Linked DNA regions of Homo sapiens: regions 2 and 3 are each linked to region 1. Evidence: chromatin loops called from intact Hi-C (ENCODE). Cell type or tissue: prostate gland. All regions are shown on one strand. Region 1 overlaps SRSF1 (serine and arginine rich splicing factor 1). Region 2 overlaps MSI2 (musashi RNA binding protein 2). Region 3 overlaps AKAP1 (A-kinase anchoring protein 1).

Evidence for each region. Peaks named below come from ENCODE experiments on the same cell type or tissue, not always from the same donor. Only the 100,000 strongest peaks of a DNase experiment are listed, where the experiment ranks them.
Region 2: it touches region 1 in a loop (2.8-fold over the local background); 8 of 110 quality-filtered maps call a loop at or near these places.
Region 3: a loop joins it to region 1, with 2.5 times the contacts of the local background. A loop is called at or near these places in 22 of 110 quality-filtered maps.

What each region holds. Positions count from the first base shown.
Region 1 is chr17:57,995,586-58,003,585 of GRCh38, reverse strand. It overlaps SRSF1 (serine and arginine rich splicing factor 1), which reads left to right. Exons shown (of 4, transcript NM_006924.5): 4 at 1-2,667. Among named protein-coding and RNA genes, the nearest start is that of SRSF1, 7.7 kb to the left of the region's middle. RefSeq lists an enhancer at 7,862-7,911. In prostate gland, CTCF peaks have their summits at 3,904 (motif pointing right) and 7,975; DNase peaks (open chromatin) are centred at 3,905 and 7,985; H3K27ac peaks cover 1,030 bases.
Region 2 is chr17:57,658,414-57,666,413 of GRCh38, reverse strand. The region is part of intron 11 of MSI2 (musashi RNA binding protein 2); the gene reads right to left. Among named protein-coding and RNA genes, the nearest start is that of MSI2-AS1, 54 kb to the right of the region's middle. RefSeq lists an enhancer at 1,375-1,981 and a silencer at 3,160-3,452. In prostate gland, a CTCF peak has its summit at 3,451; a DNase peak (open chromatin) is centred at 3,383; H3K4me3 peaks cover 484 bases; H3K27ac peaks cover 2,456 bases.
Region 3 is chr17:57,117,296-57,125,295 of GRCh38, reverse strand. It overlaps AKAP1 (A-kinase anchoring protein 1), which reads right to left. Exons shown (of 11, transcript NM_003488.4): 9 at 6,842-6,915; 10 at 6,252-6,314; 11 at 3,952-5,046. The coding sequence ends at 4,972. Among named protein-coding and RNA genes, the nearest start is that of AKAP1, 36 kb to the right of the region's middle. In prostate gland, a CTCF peak has its summit at 3,787 (motif pointing left); DNase peaks (open chromatin) are centred at 3,760 and 4,265; H3K27ac peaks cover 3,867 bases.

The sequences.
Region 1 (8,000 bases):
TTAAAGAAAACAAAATTGGAGTTGAAGAATAAGTAGGTTTCCAATTGGCTATTGCCGTTTTCTTTGAAAAAATAAACATTTTTTAAAAAACTATGCATGGTTGTCCTTTTTCCTCTTCATGTAAGATTCTAACTGGGTCTATCAGTTAATCTTTAAATTGTTAAGTAAGATAAGATTTTGACTCTTGTGTTAATGTGTTAGCAAATTAAAAGTTCTTAAAAGGCAATCTAATGGTATTAGCCATCTTTTATTGTTAATTGTAAAAGTCTTCAGGGGAAAGCAAAAGGGGAGAATAAGGCATTTGTGTATGTAACTTGGTAAATGACGGTGGGGGATGGATCTAGCATCTGAAAGATAAGCTTCTCTACTTTGTTATAAAGTGGTTAAAAAACTATAGATGCTGCTTATTTTCTGGTGGTCATAGACAACATAGGCTTTTGTGCAAAATTGGTTGATGGCTACTAATGTTCACTTGGAGATAGCTTTTGATATTCTCAATGAAACTCATCTCAAAAAAAGGTAAGTATTAAATGTTAACATCAGCACAGATGTATTAGAACTGTTTTTTGTTTTTGAGACAGAGTCTCGCTCTGTTCTCCAGACTGGAGGGCAGTGGTGTGATCTAGGCTCACTGCAACCTCCACCCCTGGATTTGAGTGATTCTCGTGCCTCAGTCTCCCAAGTAGCTGAGACTACAAGTGTGTGCCACCCTTGCCCGGCTAATTTTGTATTTTTAGTAGAGATGTGGTTTCTCTGTGTTACCCAGGCTGGTCCCAAAACTCCTGGCCTCAAGTGATCTGCCTGCCTTGGCCTCCCAAAGTGTTAGGATTACAGGTGTGAGCCACCATGCTCAGCCTGTAGAACTTTTAACCCAAGTCTCATTTCTTTTTTGAAAGGGAAGAGTGCACAAGATTAACTGCTTCTTTGGATGAATCATTGTTAATAAAAAGCTGGGCATTTAGAATTTTGCCTTATAAGCCCTTCTCCAACCATAAGATTATTTTGTACCAAAAACTTTGGTGTTCTCTACCAAAGCAGTTAAAAACTTTTAGCCTGCTACTTCTTGTATTTGTCTACTGACAGCCCCTTGGTACTATTTAGGTTGGGGGAGGGGACCTAAAATAAATAGACTTTAACATTTCCCTTGGGTGCTAATCATAGTTGGAAGTTGAATTTAAGGTGATTATTTGGGTGACAATTAAAAACCTAAGGAAAACCAGAAATCTTGGTAGTGGAAGAAATGTGTAAGGTCACCCCAATCGGTAGATTTTAATGAACGTTGTGGAATGTTGGGAAGAGGGGATGTTAAGTTGAATGCAGAATTTCACTAAGTACTTAGTGTAAGTTTAAGGATGTAGCTCTTTTTATCTAAGAATTCAATGTAATGGCCAAAAGGCAGATTTACTGTTTAAAAATTTGAATAATTTTACATGACATTCTTGAAATTCTAAGAAGTTTTATGTGTAGAACATTTTAAAAATTCATCAGATTATTAAAGGGAAAATAAATGATTAATGATAATTTTGGAAGGTTAATGTGAGCTAGACTTAAGTAAACTTTGGTTCATTTGTGTTCATTGAATGTTTTGGAAATGACCAAAAAATGTAAATGGCCTTCACTCAAGTTTGAGTGTTTAAAGTTGAAAGATGTGCTCTACTAAAAGTTATAGTAATTCTAACCTCACATTGAAATGAGACAGTATTCCTTGTTATACAGGCTGAATTTGAAGATTAGAGAGGATCTAATGTTTACTTAGGTAAAGGGGCATAGGTTTTGTAGTTAAGATGACCAGACAGCTAAAAGCTGTGATGGGAAGTATGGACTGCTCCTATTTATAGTCTCAGAAAATGGACCTTTAGGTCTCTATCCGTATTGGCAATTATTAGAAGAAAGTTACACCCTTTTGAAACTACAAAAGCTGTCTTGGAATTTCCCCCTCTTCTCCCTATTTATGTCCCCTTAGAATATTTTAGGGAGCCTATAATTATTTTCTAACCAAGGAAAAACTTAAGTCTCTTTAAGAAGCAATTACTTTTCATAACATCAGATTGAATAACCCACCTTGCTGTTCAGCCCACATCCTACTGGAAACAAAAGGTAAGAAACCCATTTTCTGGTTCTTGATTGTTTGGGTCTGAATTTTGTTTTTAAAACTAAGCTAAGTTTAATGTTTTTTAAAATGCTGTTTGGAATATGAATAGATTCCCCGTAAAATGATTTTTCCTAAGTTTTATGCTTTAGTAAATATTCAGTGCTCACGTCTGTGCATCATAGTGCTTGCGTTTAATATGATTTATTGTAGAATCTCAACTTTTCTTGGTGTTTGTTGTCTTTGAAACATTGTCTTGGTCATTAGGGCTGGTGTTTTCACATTTCTGTGGTCAAGGTGGATTTCTTATGTGTGCCTTTTTGCTTACTTTGTATATGAATTTTGTAATTTAAATTGCAAGTAAGTTATATATATGTATTTACCATAAATAGTATTAAAAGATGAGAAACTGTTAGACTGAAGTTCTGTTGTAACATAACCATTATTTCCATCACAGTATGAAGACTGCAAACGCAGAAAACAGATTACAGTCTCTTATCCATTTTTTGAAATCCAAAAACTACGAAAACAAAAGATTTTCTGTTGTTGAGCTAATTAAATGTGAACCCTGACCAGAATTGCTGCCTTCATTTTGCACTTAGTGTGACTAAACTGTTTCCTGTTGAACTTCATTATTCATTGCACAGTTGCCACAGACTTTGCTGAGGGTTTTATGTAATACAGGGTATATATGTACCTCATAAAGTGCATACAGCTCTGAATCCCAGATATGTCTGTCTCCAAAGAGTTCATATAAGGGATTGTAGGAACTGTACTAGCATACACAGGCCTAATGCTTTTGTCTGTAACTGGGGTGTCTTGACTGAAAAACCTGTTATTGTGAATCCTTTGTTGATTGAATTTTAAGTTCCCCCATCTTTTTAGGCTGAAGCAGCCACAAGAAAAAAAGGTATGGCCCACATTTCTTTACATTCTGTTGTAATAGTGGACTCAACAATTATATCCCATTGAAGCAAATACTCAGGCATCCTAGAGTGTACAATACAACATTCTTTTGAGTTATTGTTTCTGTATCAGTACTTAAAGGAACATTGACCAATTAGATCCTATAGGAAAAGCTGGGATTGGCATGAAGTAAAGAGATTATCAGGAAACATCTGTTCATTATGTCTATCGTGATTGTCTATTGAATGAATAGTAATGCTGCCAAAAGTAACTTGCTTTAAACAAACCCCAAGAGATTATAGTATACTTAAACCAGTACTTATTCCTGTTATTGAGACCTTCACGGTGCTTCTTGGTAGCTTTGAAAGCTAATGCCTAACAACCCTGAGGGTTCTTGTGAGCTTGTAGTGATTAAAGGAAGGATTTTTTAATTATTATAAAAATCACTCCGTGCTTCATTAATGCACAGAATAAAAATTGAATAAATGACTCTGTCATATAGAAGTTAATTTAGGCAAATATAACATTTGTAATTTACAACATTTTAATAGGTGCTAGGCTGGGATTTCAGGGGGTGAAAAGTCATTCATGACTTTTCATAAGAAGTTTACTGTTTAGGTAAGCAAAACAACACTTAGTTCAGCTTGATACTCAAGCATCGGGTTAAAAAGCATCAGACTTCTGTTACCAGACAACTTATAAGTGCCAACTATTGGTAGAACTGTGGACATGAAGATAGTGGAAACAGCTTCTCTAGGATGCTATACTCATCTCCACCAAATGCACTTTGAACAAAAACAACTTGTAGAAATAGGTCTTAATTTTTTTTGTTTGTTTGTTTGGTTTTTTTACAACATGCTGTACTGCTCTCCATTGGTAAGTGCTAGGGAAAATCACTTAGCCACTAGAGGGAGCTATAACACAAAATTAAGCAGGAAATAATCCCCATTATAGATACATAGAACAAAGTAGAGACCAGCTAACTACCTTGATCCTCTGTATCAGCTCTAAAGTTAGATGGTTTGGGTAAGTTTTCTTGCAACTTTACCTTTGTCTTCCCATCTTTTGTGTAAAATTCTTCCCCTTTTCAGCTTTTGCATCCATTTAGGTTTTCAGAGTTTACCTTACAGGCACTCATTTTGTAACAAATCTAGGTTCTGGGACTAAGAAAATACTGAAGACATAAGTCTGCTTGTTTTTCTGCCTACCTTGTACATCAGGTATGGAATAATAAGGCCATGAATGTGAGAATTGGGAACAGGAGTTAGGTGTGCTGGGGAAAACTAGACATAACAATTTGGTTATGAACTAGAAGAAATGAATATGCTTTTAGAGACCTGCAGTTTGCTTTTATGGAGTGACAGTTTCAGGTGTGATGATCTTCTCAGTATTACTAAGAGGTTCTTAAAGTTTGTCTTAAAATCCTACTTATGTGTCAGCTTAGCTGTTTTCTATTTTCTAGGCCTCACTTAAGTAGCAGGTTGTCTTGTGATCAAAAAGTCAGTAGACACAGTAGTTAATGCCATATTAACAGCTGAAAATTACTGAAAATTTAACACTTTTAGTATCTGTCATTCCCATCACCGCTTTCTCCCCAGGTTTCTTTTATAAAAAATGGAAAGGACACAAACTTGTCTCCTGTTTACAGTATAAATTGTCATTGAGAATACTAAACCTTTTAGGCCCATATGATGGGATTTAGTCATCCAGAAGACAGGTGTGGGACAACTGGCCTTAAAATGTTAATTTTAGAAAATCAGTCTGTTTCAAAGAATAAAGCACTAAAAGTGGACAAAGTGGACTTCTTGTGGGGGGAAAAGTAATCAAGTTTACACAGTAGAGATTTCCCTGCCTGCTAAGGTAACACTAAGTAGCAAGGAAAGCTACAGAAGGTAGTTACTGTTAACTAGTAGTCTTGCTGCAAATTGGATTGACAGCTGAAAGGGCACTAACTAGATTGAAGCCTGTCTTTAATCCTGTAAATGTTAGCTCTGGTGTCCCTTTGATAATTTTTAAATAACTTTTGAAGATGCACTCTGAAGCCACAAATTAGGCAAATGAAAATTCAGAATTCTCCTTGTAGAAAGAAAAGTGCTAAACCTGGAGATTGTAAAGTGCTAAGAAAAACCATGGTAGAATTGTTCCCTCAGGTGCTGTGTATTAGAGGAGGAGTCTTTATATGTCATTTTGGGATAAGCTTTCAACAATTATTAAGGCTTAATACATAAGATTATAGGATCAGTCAAGCAAAAGGGAAGGTATAACCTTTAGATAGGACTGGGAAGTGCTGGGTGAATGTCTTCTACCCTTAACGGTGGTAGAAATTTGAACTATAAAATAACACCAAGAGTGACATTCACATTTTTTTTGTCTTTGTTTTTGACACAGGGTCTCACTCTGTCACCCAGGCTGGAGTGTAGTGGCACAATCTCGGCTCACTGCAACCTCCGCCTCCCGGGTTCAAGCGATTCTCCTGCCTCCCAAGTAGCTGGTATTACAGGTGCCCATCACCACACCTGGCTAATTTTTGTATTTTTCATAGAGACAGGGTTTCACTATGTTGGCTCAGCTGGTCTCTGAACTTCTGATCTCAAGTGATCCGCCCGCCTCGGCCTCCCAAAGTGCTGGGAATACAGGTGTGAGCCAGCGCACCTGGCTGACATCCACAACTTAAGGCTAGAAATGTAAAATGTTGGTTCGCAGTGTAACAAGCACATTCCAAAGAAAACTCAAATGGCTCCTTTGTACTCTAAAAATAGTAAATTTGCAGCAAGGTGATAGTCAAGTTCTGTGTCTTCAGGGTGCCACCGCATCTATGATTTAGATTAACCTAGAGATGTGTTTACTTGCCAAATAGAGTTCTTCAAGATGCTGTTTGGATTTGTCTTCCCATCTCCAGTTGCCATATCAGCATTTTTGTCTGTACCCAAATTCATATTACTGAAGTGTTAAAGCTGGTTTCAGTGACTCCAGATCCTTAAAACATGTCACTCCCTTAATATGAGTTAACAATGGGTTATATTCTACCTTTCCAATTTATCCTGTTCTCAATCACATCTTCCCCTACCCTGGTTGATTTGGTAAATACATGTATTTTTTAACTCTACAGACCCAGGAACTGAATATATTTATATTTCCCAATGAGCTAAATGCAGTGCTGACAGTTTTAATATTGATGGGCGAGATGGGAAGAATTTAGTATTCCCTAAAAGCAAAGCACTGTAGAAGTCTGTTTCACAAGCTATTCGTTAACTGGGTGGATTATTGGAGAAGGTATTTTAATACTAATAACTCCTCAGATGTGAAGCCAGAAAATTTGAATTAATCTAAATGCTAGCCTAAGTCCAAGTATAATTGGATAAGTAAATGTTGCTCCCAGAATTGGTCTTGCAAAGTAAGACCAATTGTAAGACCAAAGTAAGTGGTTTTGATGTAAGCTGTGCACACTTTCAGTACAGATCACCAAGAATTGATGACATTGTCTCCAAAAAGACTAAATAGTTGCCTCCTAGGTATCCTTTTTCAGTCATTCTCTTTTAAGCTTCTTACAGAGGAAGCTTTAAGTTGCCTCAGAATTTAGTGGTATTGCCTCAATGAGAATTCCTGCATATTTCTCTTTGGGATGGAATCATTTTGGTTGTTTTTTTGTTGTTGGTAACTATTCATAAAGAGATTAATACATAACGATGTATTGTGAAGAGACTAGATAGCATGTATATTATTCCTTGGGTTGGGAGTCTTAAGCATTAACTTTAGGACCCTGACCCTGGTCTTTAGGTTTATAGGATCAGCTAGCTTAAACAATTCTCTCAAAACCAAGAGACCCAGCATCCATACATTTTAACACCCCACATCATAAATCCCATAAGCAGCCCCATTCCTTTTGCCATTAAAAATCTCACCCCTTCATGATCACACCTAATGACTGAAGCATTCTTGAACTAATTGCGTTGTTTCTTATTTGCTTTTCTTCATGTTTTAAAAAGTGCTATATGTGCAGGTGGACATGTTGCCCTTAAGCTGTTCTCTAGTTTAATGTGTATGCTTTGTTTTCTTCAGCTACATAGTAAACTGAGAGCAAAGGCTGTTTTTTTTTTTTTTTTTTTTAAGACAGTGTCTTGCACTGTCACCTGGGCTGGAGTGCAGTGGCGCAGTCTCGGCTCACTGCAACCTCCACCTCCTGGGTTCAAGCGATTCTCCTGCCTCAGCCTCCCAAGTAGCAGGGATTACAGGCACCTGCCACCACACCTAGCTAATTTTTTGTATTTTTAGTAGAGACAGGGTTTCACTATGTTGGCCAGGCTGGTCTCAAACTCCTGACCTCGTGATCTGCCCGCTTCGGCCTCCCAAAGTGCTGGGATTACAGGCATAAGCCACCGCGCCCGGCTCCCCAAAGTCTTATGTTTTAAACTTTTTGACATTTCTTCTAAGATGTCCAGAATGCTAGTACCTGCACCTTAATAAATGTTTGTGAATAAATACATTATTGAAATCTTAGGCAGGTGTGCCACATAGCTTAAATCTGAGACACTGTGTTCTTTAGTCAGATCATGCATATTCTTAGAATAGTAACCTCAAAGGTTTATACCCTTGCTACCTTTTTTATATTTTTTGTAGAGACAGGGTCTTGCTCTGTTTCTCAGACTTTTTGAACTCCTGGGCTTAAGCAGGCCTCCCACCTTGGCTTCCTAAAGTGCTGGGATTACAGATATGAGCCACTGCGCCCAGTCCTGATACTGTGGCTCATTTTAATTCTCACGTAGTATTTAGTTTCATTTTGCAGTTTGAAGAAATAGGCCCAGAGATGTTAAAGGGGCAGGCCCAGAACTTGAATCCAGATCTTGTGGTGAGAAATTCTTGTTTTACTATCACGTTGCTTTTTAAAGCCAGCCTGCTTTTTCCAGTTGGGAGGCCTCGGGGAGAAAAGTCTGACCCAAGTGAGAAACACCTGTAATATCTACCAGATGCCAGCAGGGTGTCCCATGGTGCTGTCTTTGATCCATGT
Region 2 (8,000 bases), 340 kb after region 1:
TGAGCCCCTACTGTGTTGCCAGGCATGTTGGTAGGTGTTTCACACGATCTTTTTTCATGCTCCGAACATCTTGTAAGAGCAGCTGTGTAACCCCTGTTACAGATAAGAAGACCAAGGGTTTGAACAGCTAGGAAATGTGTCCAATGCCACACAGTGTCTCAGACAGGACCAAATCTGGCTCTAACTTGAAGGCACATGCTTTTTAAATCATGCTGCTCAGTTGTCCCTTCTGGAATCACACTTTGACAAGGTTTCCTCTGTTTACTTGGATCTTTCTTTGCCCCAGAGAAACTGCAAATTCAAGGACACAGAATAGATTCTCCAGCCTTGGAGTAGAAGCTCCTAAGGGCTTGGACCCTGTTGCCTTTCCAAATTGGGAGCTCCCTGGCAGTGGAAACATCTCTTCCATCACGGTGGGGGTTCCCTGAGGTCAGGATCTGACTGCCCCAAGAGATACAGGACTGCCTCTCTCCTGAGGACTAGGCCACCCTCCACTACGCCACAGCCCAAAGAATAAGCAGACTTGCAGTACTGGTGGGGTCAGCGTGGAAGCAGAGAGGGCACTGCCAGAGGGAAAGTAAGCCCTGGTTAACCCTGGGCCCTCGCTAGAACTCCCCTCCCCCACCCCAGGAAAGTGCCTGGACCCAGGGGGCCACCCAGAGAGCTGATCTCAGTCCTAAAAGACCACTCCATTCTGCTGAGAGCCAAGTCCTTTTGGGAGCTGGCACACCCTAGGGCTGAACGGTATTTACTGCCCAATCATATCTAATAGAAAACTCACTGCTGGGGCTCTAGCAGGCAGGGGGCAGGGTGGGGTGGGGAAGTTATCCCAGGGGCAGCCCCTTGAGGACCCACACAAAAGACTTTCCACTTGAGTAGCTCCTTTTTAATAATTATAAAAGCACAGGAGTTTAATCCATTTTTGATGTAAGCACTAATAGTTCTGTGTCCTTGAAGTTCAAAGCAGGCGCATACATGTCACTAATTAGCCAAGCACAGAGCCATTCAGCTCCCTCTCATGTTTCTAATTAGGTCTTTAATAACAAACAAACTCCGACCTTACCAAAAGGCTCCCATTGGTCAGTCAAGGAGGGCGGCTGCTTCTCTGTTTACAGTTGCTGCAGGCTGCTAGTTCTACTGGTACATGCCCTTAATCTCAGCCAGGACTGGCCTGTCCTCGAGAGAGACAGGAGGGTCCCTCTATGAGGACAAAAACCCCTTGGTCCACCCTGGAGGGTGGCCTTCCTGACCCTGCTGGGAAGACTAATGGAGGCTGGAGAGCCGTGGGCTCCACAGCAGCAGGCTAGAGATCCCAGCCCCACCTCCCCACCTCCCAGTTAGAGGAGGCTGGGGTACCAGTGACAGCCACAAAGATGTTATGGAGCTTTACATCCAGCAAGAACATGATGATACTTGAGCCCCGTGTTACACACTGGGCCTGCCTGAGGCTCACCCTGCTAGATTCTGGTTTGATGGGTCTGTGATGCAGCCTGGCCACTGCACAGTTTAAAAACTCCCCAGGTGATCCTAACAGGATCAAAGTTCCTATTAGGAACAGCAGCAAAGTTCAAGAGCCACTGAACTGGCCACAATCTCTGGGTTGATTTGCTCATTGACAGCAGCTATTAACAGGTCCACTATTATTCATGAATACCATCCACACAGAATCAAACCCTAAGAGATTTAATCAACCACACCCAAGGATGGAAGTCTGAGGACAGATGTGTAAAATGATACACAGTTCTGGAACCGCTTCTGTCCCTCCCATTGCCTTCATGCATTAAACAATTCATGGCTGTTTTCAAATTCCCACGAAGTTTCCTATCACCTGGAACCTCTTGGCTTTCTCTCCACTCACTTCTCTCAGATCTTTTTTCTTTTTTTTTCCCCTTTTTTGAGAGGGAGTCTTGCTATGTCACCCAGGCTGGAGTGCAGTGGCGCACTCTCAGCTCACTGCAACCTGGGCCTCCCGGGTTCAAGTAATTCTCCTGCCTCAGTCTCCCCAGTAGCTGAGACTACAGGCACACACCGCCACACCTGGCTGATTTTTGTATTTTTAGTAGAGATGGGGTTTCACCATGTTGGCCAGGCTGGTCTCAAACTCCTGGCCTCAAGTGATCAGCCGCCTCGGCCTCCCAAAGTGCTGGGATTACAGGCGTGAGTCACCGTGCCCGGCCTGTTCTCTCAGATCTTAAGGCACTGTCACTGTCCCTGTTCCTATCTCCAAGGAAAAGGGATTTCCAGCTTTGGAAACAGCAGCAAAACAGAGCTGTAGAGCTGAAATGGCTCCCAAGGACCCTTTAGTCTGAATTCCTCGTTTAGTAGAGGTGGAAGCAGGCCTGGAACCAAGTCTTCTGATTCCCTACTCTGCCTTCTATGCTCTTATGCTGCCTCTATTTTTTTTTTTAAGCTGTTAATCATCCTCACTGGAGTAATCAACAAGGCAACCTCTCCCCCTAGGAGGGAGAAGGAATAGAAAGCAAGCCTCTCAGCTGCTTTAACTTCGAAGGCCAGGGCATGGGGAGCCACGGGGACAACCCTGAACACAGTGTAAACCTCCAGCAGATCATTTCCAAGCCTGAACGGAATGTGCCCTTTAAGCCAGATGGGAGGGGAGTCACTGGAGTCTTGGGGGCTACCTCCATTGAAGACTTAACGACTATTTTACACACCTGGAGCTGATCAATCAAAAGCCAGAAAACACAGAAGGACACAGCAAAACTGGACTAGGGGTTTCCTCTGACACCGGTCCATAGTGTCTGCTTTGCTGCTGTGTGTCTGTCTTTTCTCTGAAGGATGGTGACGCTGCCGCCACCTTTCCACCTGAGTCAGTGACGGACCCGGACTCCAGGACATCCTGGATCCTATGTCTGTCACACTGAGCCTCTCCTCTTCTCCCCAAGGTCAGAAGCCCACCCTCTCCAGGATATAGTCAGAAATAACTTCCCGAAAGAGGGGCGAGCGGGGCTGGGGTGCCTTTCCCGGCTACACAAGCCTCTGCCACAGGCACGCAGGCATCAAATGTTTACCACAGACCTGGGCAGACCATTTTATTAATATTAATAAGTAACCAGGAACAAAGGGCCCCTTTATTTTTAGCTTTCTCTAATTGTGTAGTAATTACTCATCTACAAAACAAATGAGGCCCTGCTCGCGGTTGCCATGGTACCGGGTGCCCAGCCTCCCTGCAGGATGATTGGCCAAGAAGCCCGCTGCTCCCGCCTTGGCCCCGCCCCTCCACCCCGCCACTGGCTCAGAGCAAAGCCCCAGCAACTGGGCAGCCAATCCCCTCCCAGCCCTAAGGCCGGGCGGGGCTTCCCAGCGACCTTCCAGAAGCGGTCCTCGCAGCCCACAGGAAAAAATGTTGACTCATCCCTACAGAGGACGTCTGTCTTCCCAGAGAAGCCCGCCCGTGCTCCATCGCCTAGTTTCTTCTGGGCATTGGCTAACTTCCCTCAGCCTTGTTTCAGCTAAAGGTTCCCTTCCAATAATTCTCTTCAGGCTGGCTTCCTCTTACACGACCACGCCTCCTCCCGGCCTCCTTTGTCTGACATTGGTCTGAGTGCATTCAGGGACCAGAAACCTGTCAGCCAAAGCCAGGCAGTGTCTGCAACAGCAGGAGCAGGTGCAAAAAATACTTATACCGCCTCCTGAGGCCACTCGTAAATGATTTGGGGTTATCTCCTCCCCCAAGGATAATGGAGAATTTAGTTAAGAGCAGCTGTGGTTTTTTCTTGAGTGTCTGTTTTAAGGTTGCAGAGCCTGGCTCAGCCATCCCAGGGCTGGTACGATGGAGCGTCCGCTGACAGTGGCTTAGAGGACAGAATGACGACAGGCTTAGGCTCAAATCCTGTCTCTGCCACTTCAGATAAGCTACTATCCTTTCCAAACTACAGTTTTTAAATCTTTAAAATGGGAATGAGAATGACAGTGCTCACTTCATAGGGTTATGAGAATTTAATGGGATAAGGCAGGTGGGCTTGACATGGTACTTGGCTCACTCATAATACATGTGAGCTATTATTATTAACATCTATTATCATTATTGTATTCAAATTGACTAGGATGTGTCTCTAGCATTCTATTGACCACTTACAAGATACCTTCCCCTGGAACCCTCTTAGCCTATACCACGGAGTGGCTGCCATCGTGGTGTTCTCATCCCCTGACAGATCTAATTTCAACAGCCCATCACAGCTGTTCAAAGGCATTATTTGTCTGCTTCCTGTTCTGTAGGATCCCAAGCTGGGAAGGGAGACCTTTTTAAAAAAATTAATATTAATAAGCAACCAGGAACAAAGGGCCCCTTCATTTTCTGTGTTTTCTAATTGCATAGTAATTACTTATCCATATGAAGAATGAGGACTAGGCTGACTTTGCCGCCGGGAGGCCTGATGGTTTGTATTGTTGGGGAAAGCAGGTGCCACCCGCAGACACATGCAAAATATCTTCCAAGGACCCATAATCTCACCTTTCATTCAGGAGAGCTCACCCATGAGGAAGAGGACTGAGGACATGGGCAAAGGAGGGGGTGCCCCAGGTAGGGTGAATCAGGTATGGCTTTCTGGCACTTTGAGCCAAATTTTGACAGAGAGGGCAAAGACAAGGACAGAGGGAAATGGAGTGGCAGAAAGAAAGGGGACAGTGGCCACCTCAAGGGCAAAGGAATGGGAAACAATAGCCCCAAGCAGGGAATAAATAACAACTTGTTGGCAGAAGCAAAGGAAAGTTAAGGGAACTAAGGCAGAGATTTGCCATGGAATGCCCTCCTGTGTCTGCTTTCTCAATGCCTCTCACTCCACACCCCTTGCTCCAGGTCACGAGCCCAGCCCCAGCCCCAGACCCCAGGATTAGGGGTCAGGCTGTTCTTTGTGGAGCTACAGCCAGGCTTATCTTCTTTAGATGGTTCTGTCCTTACTGAGCGCCACTTGCATGAAGAATACGAACCTCCCTCTCCTGTGACTATATCAACATGGCTTTCAAGATCTCCCAGAACCTTGACTGTCTCTATCTCTTCAAGCCCATATTCCCTGCCTAGCAGACAGCTTCCCACTCCAAATTCTCCAGGCCCTGTGTCATGTCTTGCCTCCTCCACTAAGCTTCCTGCCTTCTGGGTACTCTCTGACCTTGTAGGAATCTATCCTTATTAAAGGCTAGCTCTCACATCGGTTGTGTACTTTTGTCCTCCCCAGAGGACTGGAAGTCGGCTAAAGGCAAGGACCATGCCATGGACTTATTCTGCAGCCCACCCCAGCCCCTAGCATGATGTTGAGTCCAGAGTTAATCGTCTTATGGATAAGAGCAAAAGGCCTACTGCTTCTTGAGCAGCTATATACTAACATCTATGGAGTGTTTACAATGTACACGAATTATCTGTAACTTGTCCTCCCACCTCAGTCCTGCGTCTTGAATCCATCCTGGACAATGTTGTCAAAGCTTGTCTAACATACAAATCTGATGTCAGTTCCTAGTTTCAGGCCTCCCATGATCTCACAGGCCCTGCCCATGTAAATCCAGTCTCCTTAGCGTAGTACCAAGGGTCCCCTGCTCTGATTCTGCCCAGCTCTCTGGCTTTACCTACAGTTACTCCCCTGTTGCATTTTATTCTCCAGCCAGAATAAAGCAGGGCCTCCACCTCACTCCATTGTCCCGAGGTCTGGTGGCTTTGCCCATGATGTTCCCCGGCCCCCTGGGGAGCTCCTATTTGTCCTTTAAAAGTGGAAATATTCACTCCCCTGTGAAACATTCCCTGACTTCCCAGACAAAGCTGATCACTTCCTCCTCTGTGCTACTTCTGTTCATTGGATAGGCTTATGTTACCGGGCTTATGGCATCCTATTGTAATTACCCATTAGTTTCCACACTAGGTTGGGAGATCTTCAATGGCGTGGAGACTGCTTAGTATTTATCCATGAACTTCCAGGAACTTCCAGGGCTGTGGTGGGCATCCACTGGTTGTCTCTCTGGCATCATTCTTCCTTTTCCCCTCTTATCAGCATGCAGGTTTTCCTTTGGGAACCCATCCTTACACCACCGTGTAAAGAGCCATTCGGTTTAGAGGGGGTGGATCCCACCCTCAGTGACTGGTTTTGTAACCCCAGCCTTAGCCAAGCAGCACAAAGCTCTGGACTCTTCCTAGCATTCCAGACCATCTGACTCCCCTCTTCTGGACAGGACGGTATGATGCCAGAAACTGCTGCAATCATTTTGCCACCATGAGGAAAACCAATATAAAGACAGTATTGAAATGAGAAGGAGGGCGAAGCTAAGAGAATTGCAGAAAAAGGATCCCTGAACAAGCCAGGCACGAAGCCCACTCTTCTATGGAGCTTCCAGGATGTCAGCCAATAAATCCCCCATAATATTTAATTCCCTGTAACATTAACCTATAGTGTTTAATCAGAGTTGGGAGGTTTCTGATACAGTCAAAAGCACCCTTGAATCAGGCTTAGGACAGTACCTACCACATATAACAATAATTACTATTGTTATATACTTAATAAATATCTGCCACATTCAACTCCATGGCAGATGTCCCGTAGGTCCAGTTCTGAAATCTACATCTGAAAGATCAGACTATGAGGTTTTAGGCCAGAGACTGAGCGCTTGGCCTATATAGAGCTAGAAGCTGAGGCTACTTGGGCTGTCCCTACATGGGCTTTTATTTTATTTTATTATTTTTCCTACATGGTCTTTATTCCTGCTTGTGCCCGGTGTCCTGGGGGGCAGGTGTGTCCCTCATAAAAAACACGGCTTCTCCAGAGGGCTACTTAAGGAGGCCAGAGACCTGGGTTCAAGTCCAGGGTTCTTCACCTTTAACCAAAGCCTTGCTCTCCGGTAACCAGGTGTGTGATTTTAAATAAGTCACATGGCCATTCTGTAGCCCAGCTTTCTCACAAAAACAAAACAAAAACATGCTTGTAAACCAGGCCACAAACTTCTGCCTTCCTGACCGTCTCCCAGGGTGGCTATGGTAATATACATCACGGTGTATATCTGAAAGTCAAAACTCTGCAGAGGCCAGGCACAGTGGCTCACACCTGTAATTCCAGTGTTTTGGGAGGTCAAGGTAGGAGGATCATTTCAGGCCAGGAGTTTGAGACCAGCTTGAGCAATATAGTGAGACCCTGTCTCTACCAAAAACAAACAAACAAAAAAAGAAAAAACAAAAAACACACAAAAAAACCAAAGCCGGGCATGGTAGTATGAACCTACATTTCCAACTACTTGGGAGGCTGAGGAAAGAGGTTCACTTGAGCTCAGGAGTTCAAGACTGCACTTCATTCCAGCCTGGGCAACATGTGAGAGTCTGTCTCAAAACAACAACAACAAACCAACCAACCAACCAACCAACCAAATAAAAAAAAAACCTCTGCAAAACACAAGCAACCATGAATGATACACCCGGGCACATGCTCCTTGGATGGTTCTCACCAACCTGCAGGTTGATCAGCTTTAGGGGCCTCCTAGACCCTGCAGTGCCCCCACCCAGCCCAGGGTGCAAGGAGCGGGTCTCTAGACCCCTCTCTGTTGTGCTCTGCGCGCCCTTATGGAGCTATGAAGGACACCACCACACTTTCCACCCCTGCTCCAGACAGCTGGGCCTGAGCTCCTGAGCCCACACAAGAGCAACGACCAACCAGCTCAGGGGGCAGGCAGAGATGTGTCAACCACTGAAAATAATTCCACTGATTTGAAAGACCATTAACATTCCCCCACTCCATTCACTTTAGGATTAACTTATACTTAGGTCTGGGCTTCAAGGCTAGTCACTAATTGCACTAGAGTTGATTTATCAAGTGCACAGTATTTCTATTACAAAATTATTGATTAGAGCTGATGTATTTTATCCTCAACAGGTTTGGTCTGAAAGCCCTTGGAAAATGAATGAAGCTGAGGTCAGCAGCGGGCAGCTGTCAGCATTATTATAAATTCACTGGGGTTACTGAAATCCAATGCTGGACTCTTTATGGTGAAAGTCCTGGCTCTCCCAGAAATGA
Region 3 (8,000 bases), 880 kb after region 1:
GCCAGAGCTCTGAGCCCTTGGAGGAAAGGTGTGGGACCCTAGAATGACAGGCCATGGGGAACACACAAGCCCCAAACCTCAGAGGCTCATGTGAGATGTTTCACAAACCACACACCCATTGAGAGCTGGCTGCAGCCCTGTTCCACGTTATCTTCACACTGGGACCCAGGTGGGTGGATGGGTATCTACCTGGCATGTAGCTGACGCTGGTGCAGAGGGAGAAGACAAGCGAACCACATACTGGCTCAAGGCATCTGCCTTGGTGACTTGTGCCACCTTTACCCATCTTCCACTGACCAGGATGAGTCCATGCCTGAGTCCAACAAAACACAGTAGGATGTACAATCCTACCGTGAGGAAGACAGAATTTTTGGCAAGGAGACATCCAGTCTACCAGAGATGCCCAGCCAAACTACAAAAAAATATGTTGATGTACAAGGTCTCATACATGCTCTGACAACAATTTCAGGGCTGGGTGCAGTGTCTTGTGTCTGTAATCCCAGCACTTTGGGGGCTGAGGCAGCGGAGATCGCTTGAGGCCAGGAGATCAAGACCAGCCTGGGCAACATGGCAAGACCTCATCTCTACAAAAACAATGAAAAAACAAATTAGTTCGGTGTGGTGGCATGCGCCTGTGCTCCCAGCTGCTCAGGAGGCTGAGGAGGGAGGATTGCTTGAGTCAGGGAGTTCGAGGCTGCAATGAGCTGACTGCACCACTGCACTCCAGTCTGGGCAGCAGATCGAGACCCTGTATTTAAAAAAAAAAAAAAAACCAGGGAAGGAGAGGGCGAGAAAGGAAAACAATAAATTCAAATATTTTACACACCCAACTTCATAGATTATATAAAACTTTATACCAACTCAATAGCGTGCATTATTTTCAAATACCAATAGAATATTTAGTATGGCCCCCTTCCCTGCAAAATGATTCTAAAGTTCATCTGGAAAAATAAATGTGCAAAAGGACATACAACTTTTTGAATAAGGAAGAACATAAATAAGGCTGTCAGTATCAGTGTGATAGTGATCAATGGAATAGTCCAGGCCTACACTGTCCAACGTGATAGCCACAAGCCACACGTGGCTATCATGCCCTTGAAATGTGGCCGGCCTGAACAGAGATATGCTGAAGTGTCAAATGCACACTGGACTTAGTAGGAAAAACACTGTAAAACAACTCCTTAATGTTTCATATCCATTACATGCTGAAATGATATGACTTAAAGTATTATGAAAATTAATTTCATCTGTTTCTTTGCACTTTTTAACTGTGGCTCCTAGAAAGTTTTAAATTACAGATGTGGCTCACATATTTCTATTGGCCACTGCTGGTCTAGGAACAGACCCAGATTTTCCATCCACATCCTTTATGATATTTCCCAATGGAAACTTAGAGATTTGTCTTGGGTTTTTTCTTTGTTTTGATTTTTTGAGACAGTCTGGCTCTGTCACCCAGGCTGGAGTCCAGTGGTGTGATCTCAGCTCACTGCAACCTCCGCCTTCTAGGTTCCAGCGATTCTCCTGTCTCAGCTTCCCAAGTAGCTGGGATTACAGGTGCGTGCCACCATGTCATTTTTCTTGTAGAGATGGGGTTTTTGCTATGTTGGCCTGGCTGGTCTCGAACTCCTGGCCTCAAGTGATCCACCCAATTCAGCCTCCTGAAATGCTGGGATTACAGGCGCGATCCACCGTGCCTGGCCAGTTTTCCTTGTTTTACGTTATCACGGATTCAAAACGTCCACTCTCTGGCCCTAGCTGCTGCAGGTGTCTCTTGGCTTTATGTTACTTAAGATTTAAATTTTCCATAAAAGCAAAATCATTGATCTCTCTTGTCATGGTATCTTTCCCACTCTAAGTTCCAAAGCTTTTCCATGGACTGATCATTTAATCACTGTGGCATTTATTTGGGGATGTGGACTGGGGCAAGATGAATCCACGCTGCTTTAGGGGTGGTGGTGAAGAGCACCTGGCCTGGGGTAGCAGCCTGGTTTTTAGTTTCAGCTCTGCTCTATCCACGAACCACTTTCCAAAATCACCATCTTCTACCTCTTGGGTCTGCTCATCTACGGAGTCCCTGCCTCCCTGGGTTGTGTCAAGGACTCAGTGTTACCTGTAAAAGAGACAGCACCTGACACAGTAAGCACTCCCTAACTCTAGCTACAACTCTCATTTTATCTTAGAACTGACATTAGTTATCGTCTGACAGATGTTGATGTCTACAAGTGGCATACCTGAAGTTGTACAAGGTATAGCAGTAACCCTAAAACCCAGCCTCCATGGTGATGCCCCAGAGACCAGAGGGGCAGTACTGACACCAATGCCTATAATGAGAACAGGGTGGAAGCTCTAGCCTCCTGCATCCAGCATTCCACCCCTCTCCCCTACACCCTGGGCAGATTGCCAGATCTCTTGCCAGCACTGGCTTCTCCCGTGAGTTTCCAATTCACACCAAGACATCCCCTGGATGCCCCACAGGTAATTAAAAGAGGGCGTCTCAAATGCACTTGCCCGGGCAGCTGACTTGCAGAGGGATGGAGCGAGGACCTTCATAAATCTGCTCCTCCTTAAGAACAATGAGATTTCTGGCAAAATGGTTAAAAGTCAAGTTTTTCAGAACTCTGGAAATTAATCAAAGGCAACAATCTGAGAAGCATTTATTCGAGGAGTACAAGTCCTTCACCAGCCTCCAACTTGCTCTTCCTCCAGCATTCCAAACCGAGTTTAATGGAGGCACCCTTGCAGGGTAGGACTCTAAGGCGTGGGAGTCCCGGGTAGCAGCCCATCCCACTCATCAAAGCCCAAGGGGCTTTATCTGAGGATCCTGACTTCATCACGTCTTGTCTGTCCCAGGCTCCATCCCAGGGGAATCCCTTTTTTCTCATGTCTACACCTCCACCTCACCCACCCTTCTCCCTGCACCAGAAGCATGTTTTAATGTTTGAAACCCCTCAATGGTTCCCTGGAGATAAAAGCTAAATCTGCACACCAGGCTCTGTGAGCATTCCCTAAGTTAGTCGGAAGGCTTCCGTAGACCTTTTCATGCTCCAGCAATGCTGGATTATAGAGGAAAAGCTTAGACCTGGGTGTATGGTGACCTGGCCAAAGTCACACCCAATTCCTGCCAGGACTTAAAGCCAATAGTGGCTAAGGAACTGCAGGGGAGCTCCCTGGGACCAAGCACTGTAGAAGCAGAGGGCATTTCCATGATTAAATTGCCTTATGAGGTTATCTCATCTTACAGATGAGGGAAACAGAGGCTGTTAACCACACAGGCGAGAACCTGGATGGAGGGGAAGATGGGCACCTGACAATGGCCACAGCTCAGGCTTGGCCAGGACAGAGACGGAAAGAACAAGCCAGCTGGGTTGGAACTGGGAGGAGCTCCCAGGAGTGGGTGTGCGGTGGGAGGATATCTCCAATCAGAATGACCCTCAGGCTACGTCAGCTCTCTAAAAACTAGAGCTCAAGCTCAACAGCCCTGCAGCCAGAGGCCTCAAACGTAGGGGGCAGGGGCGGGGCACTGGGGTAGGCCTGGGCTGCAGTGGCCAGCCTTCTTTAAGAGCAGGGGCTATTAAATTGAGGCAGTATCTCATCCCATAACTTACATGTATTTTTTACATCATTCTTATCACTACAGTAAATTAAATAACTTCACGAATCTATTAAGAATGACAACCAAAGAAGGCACAACCCGTTTTGGAAGCCAGTGCTTTAAACTGAGTCTGGCCAGTTAACATGCAGTGAAGAAGTCGGAGGACGCTTGGCTGCCACCTGGTGGGACAAGGAGAGAGAGGAAAAGGCCAGATAGAAATTTCTGGCCAAATTGTCTTCAAAAAACCATGGGTCTCCTGCAGAGGCAGTTGTGTGGGGCCTGTGATCCAGCTCGCCACACTCACCACCCCCCCCCCGCCAATTCTTCACCACTGGAAAAAAATGGACTCAAAGCTGCAGTTCATACAATTGAAGATTTATGTAAGTTACTTACTTATTTTTAAACTGCACAATGCTGAAGCCAGTCTAAAAAAGAATCAAACACACCACTGCAAGTTAATTCAATGAGTTACTTTTTTTTTTTTTTAAACAGATTTGTACAGCAAAAAGTTCCCAGATCACAGTCTCTACCATACAGTCACCTGTCCAGTGTGCAGGAAGCCACAGGGGCCCTGGCCAGAGGGGCCAAGAGCAGAAGCTGCACTGCAGAGTTTACTTCTACCTACAGGTGACATGTGGCTGGAAGAATCTTGAGTTCCCTTTGTTCTCCAGTGTATCTTGTACAAAATATTACATTTGTTTAAACACATATTTACAGAGTTTGCACAAATAGAAAATGGTTACAAATTACAACCAGGCTTGGCAGGATACCAGTTCCCCTCCCCACTGACCAAGGTCAGATGTGATGACCATTTCATATTTACAGTTGCAATTTAAAAAGTCTGTGTTTAGAGACCTAAATGAAGTTTATAAAAACTGGTTAAATATCATCAACTCATTTATGTAAGCTGTACAAGTAGTGGATACCAATTAGTCAGTTCATGTCTTGCTCCCTGAAGAAAGATTTTGAAGTAAAAGAAACCCTCTCAAGCAAGCAACATACATCCCTGGCCTGTCTGCCAGTTTGTTTGGTTTTTGCCGGGGAAGGAGATAGAAGGAAGAAGAGGGGAATGGAACAGGGGGAATAGGACAATCTGGTTGAAACTGTTTCTATTCCTTTTTTTTTTTTTTTTTAAACAGCTGAGAACCAGCATAAGCCAGCTGGCTTGTTAAACACTATCCTTTGGCTTTGCGAAGAGAACCCATAGTTCCATCCTTTTTTCTCAGAGACGAAATGTCTTCTCAATAGGACTACAGTATGGAGAAAGAAAGGACTTTCTGGAGAGGACAATGTTTGTTATTCCGATGTTCATCTTTGACTTGAGTGCCAAGCCCAATTTCAACAGTGCAAAAAAAGACTCTCAGGAAGCAGCATGGGGGTCAAAGGCTTGTGTAGTAGCTGTCTACCCACTGGGCAAGGCCTCGCTCCACCAGGGACCGGTTTATCAACACCACCTAGAAAAGAAAGTTCCCTTAAAGCTTTTGTCCATGGCATCCTGGGGCCATCTCCCTAGCCAACATGAGTTCTCCCCTCCCCGGTTGCCACTGCAGGCAACAGATGTATGAGAGTAACAGTGTAGGCCAGACGCAGTGGCTCATGCCTGTAATCCTAGCATTTTGGGAGGCTGAGGCAGGTGGATCACCTGAGGTCAGGAGTTCGAGACCAGCCTGGCCAACATGGTGAAACCCCGTCTCTATTAAACATACAAAAATTAGCCAGGTGTGGTGGCAGGCACCTGTAATCCCAGTTACTGAGGCTGAAGCAGAATCGCTTGAACCCCGGAGGCGGAGGTTACAGTGAGCCAAGATCACGCCACTGCACTCCAGCCTGGATAACAAGAGCAAGACTGTCTCAAAAAAAAAAAAAAAAAAAAGAGTAACAGGGTGGGGGACATGGCTTATGCTCTAGCCAACAGGAACATTTATTTAAGTATTCTGTTGGCTGCTGTGGCATAAGGATAGGGTTTTTTTGTTTTTGTTTTTGTTTTTTGAGACAGAGTCTTGCTCTGTCACCCAGGCTGGAGTGCAGTGGCACAATGTTGGTTCACTGCAACCTCCGTCTCCCAGGTTCAAGTGATTCTCCTGCCTCAGCCTCCCAAGCAGCTGGGATCACAGGTGTGCATCACCACACCCAGCAGATTTTTGCATTTTTAGTAGAGATGGGGGTTTCGCCATGTTGGCCAGGCTGGTCTCAAACTCCTGACCTCAAGTGATCTGCCCGTCTCGGCCTCCCAAAGTGCTGGGATTACAGGGGTGAGCCACTGTACCTGGCCAGGATAGGCTTTTTAATATGCTGAAGAAATCTAAGCTTTCATACCATAAGATAGAGGACAGAAAAACTCAACAGACAGAAGGTCCCAGAAAGTCTCGCACAGGGTTTCTCCACCTTGGCGCTATTGACATTTGCGGTTGGATAATTATTTGCTGTGGGGGGCTGTCCTGAATACTATGGGATGTTTAGTGGCATCCTTGGCCTCTACCCACTAGAGGACACTGACATCACCACTGCCAATCAGGACATCCAAAGTGTTCCCTAGGAGGTGCTTGTCTACAGTTATATCCTCTGATTAACTCAAGAGGAAACAAATCCCAGGACCAGCTCCTAATCAATCCATTACTTCGGGCCAGCAACACAGAAGGAAAAGAAGGGCAGAACTTACTTCATCTCCAACCACACTCCACAGCTGAATCAGAGGAAGACCAGTTGGACTGTAACTTGTCACCTGAAGAAGGGGGGTGGAAAGAATAATATGGTTAGGTTTTGTGTCCCCACTCAAATATCATCTTGAATTGTCATCTCCATAATCCCCATGTGTCGAGGGAGAGACCTGGTGGGAGGTGATTGGATCATGAGGCGGTGTGCCCATGCTGTTCTCGTCATAGTGAGTTCTCATGAGATCTGATGGTTTTATAAGTATCTGACAGTTCCTCCTTCACATACTGTCTCTTGCCTGCCCATCATGTAAGACGTGCCTCTTCCCTTTCTGCCATGATTGTAAGTTTCCTGAGGTCTCCCCAGGCCCGCAGAATTGTGAGTCAATTACACCTCTTTCCTTTATAGATTATTCAGTCCCAGGTATTTCTTTACAGCAATGTGAGAACAGACTAATATCAAGTATTAGCTACTTCATGCACCTTTCCTTAAATACTGCTGGTCAATCCAGGGCCAAGCCACAGGAAAGAAGGCATTGAAAGGTCAGTTCCCAAGAACCCAGCCAGCCTGCCTCCCCCACCCCTGCCAACCACACACCTGAGCAAGCAGTGCTGTATTCCCCGTCATCTCGCTCATGGCGGCATCTGCTTCCGGTGAAAACTGGTCATCGTCTTCAGGAGGAAAAGGAAAAGCGGCATTTAGGCTCTCACTGAGGCAAGGCACCCTTGTCATGTACACAAGTTTCAGGTGCATTCCAAGTAGAATGCTTCAGATGCTGTGGAACTTGAGAACTGCACTGGGGAGATCCACCCAGGTCAGAGACAGAGCCTAGGCCTCCATATGACTCCCAGTGGATAAACTAAGGGCCGCTACTGCATGTTGCCCACTGGTGCAGCACAGACAACAGATGGACAGAAACTTCACCACTAACACCACCACCAATACCACCAGCAGCAGCACCACCCCCACCCCCACCAACTCGGATGCTGGCAGTGCAGAGCATATGTGTTCTTCCACAAAATTAGTAACACCAAGTGCTATCCCCACTTTACAGGAGAGAACACTGAGGCAAAGGTGGATTCCTGAAGGTCAACCAGCTCCCAAGTGGTGAAGGTGGGAATCAAACCCAGGCAGTTGGCCACACAGCCCAATAAGGCCAGCCACTCAGAGTGGGCAAGGCGCTGCGGCAGCATTCAGCTTTGCTGGATTACAAAAGTTACATAGAACACCATACCCAAGGCAAGCAGTGGCAAGGATGGGAGAGACAGGGGTTTACCAAGGAAGATCCGGGAAAATCTTACGAAGGAGAAAGTTTCAGCTGGGTCTGGACAGATCGCTTAGATGGACAGAAGCAGAGAGGAAGGAGGGGCAACAGCAATAAAAGAAGCAAAACAAAGATCTTGCCCCAGTGCTCCCTCTAAGCCGACTCCAGCTAGACTGTAGTATTTCTAACGCATGCAAATCGCTTAAGACAAGCAAGAAGGAGATCAGAAGGGGCAAACCTGGGGAGGGAGTGGGATGGGATGAACTATCACCTACAAATATAAAATTCCTAGCCATAAACAGCTGCCATTTCGCCACCCTCTACACACCAGATCTTAGGTTTATGTAATTCTCACAGCCAGCATCAAAGACAGGTACCATTCCCATGTTCTGGGGTGAAAATTGAGGCTAAGTCATTTACCCAAGATTTTGCCAGTCCTCTTCCCTCTGACAATGCTTTCATAGTCTAAGACACCAGATAGGGTGTCCCCAC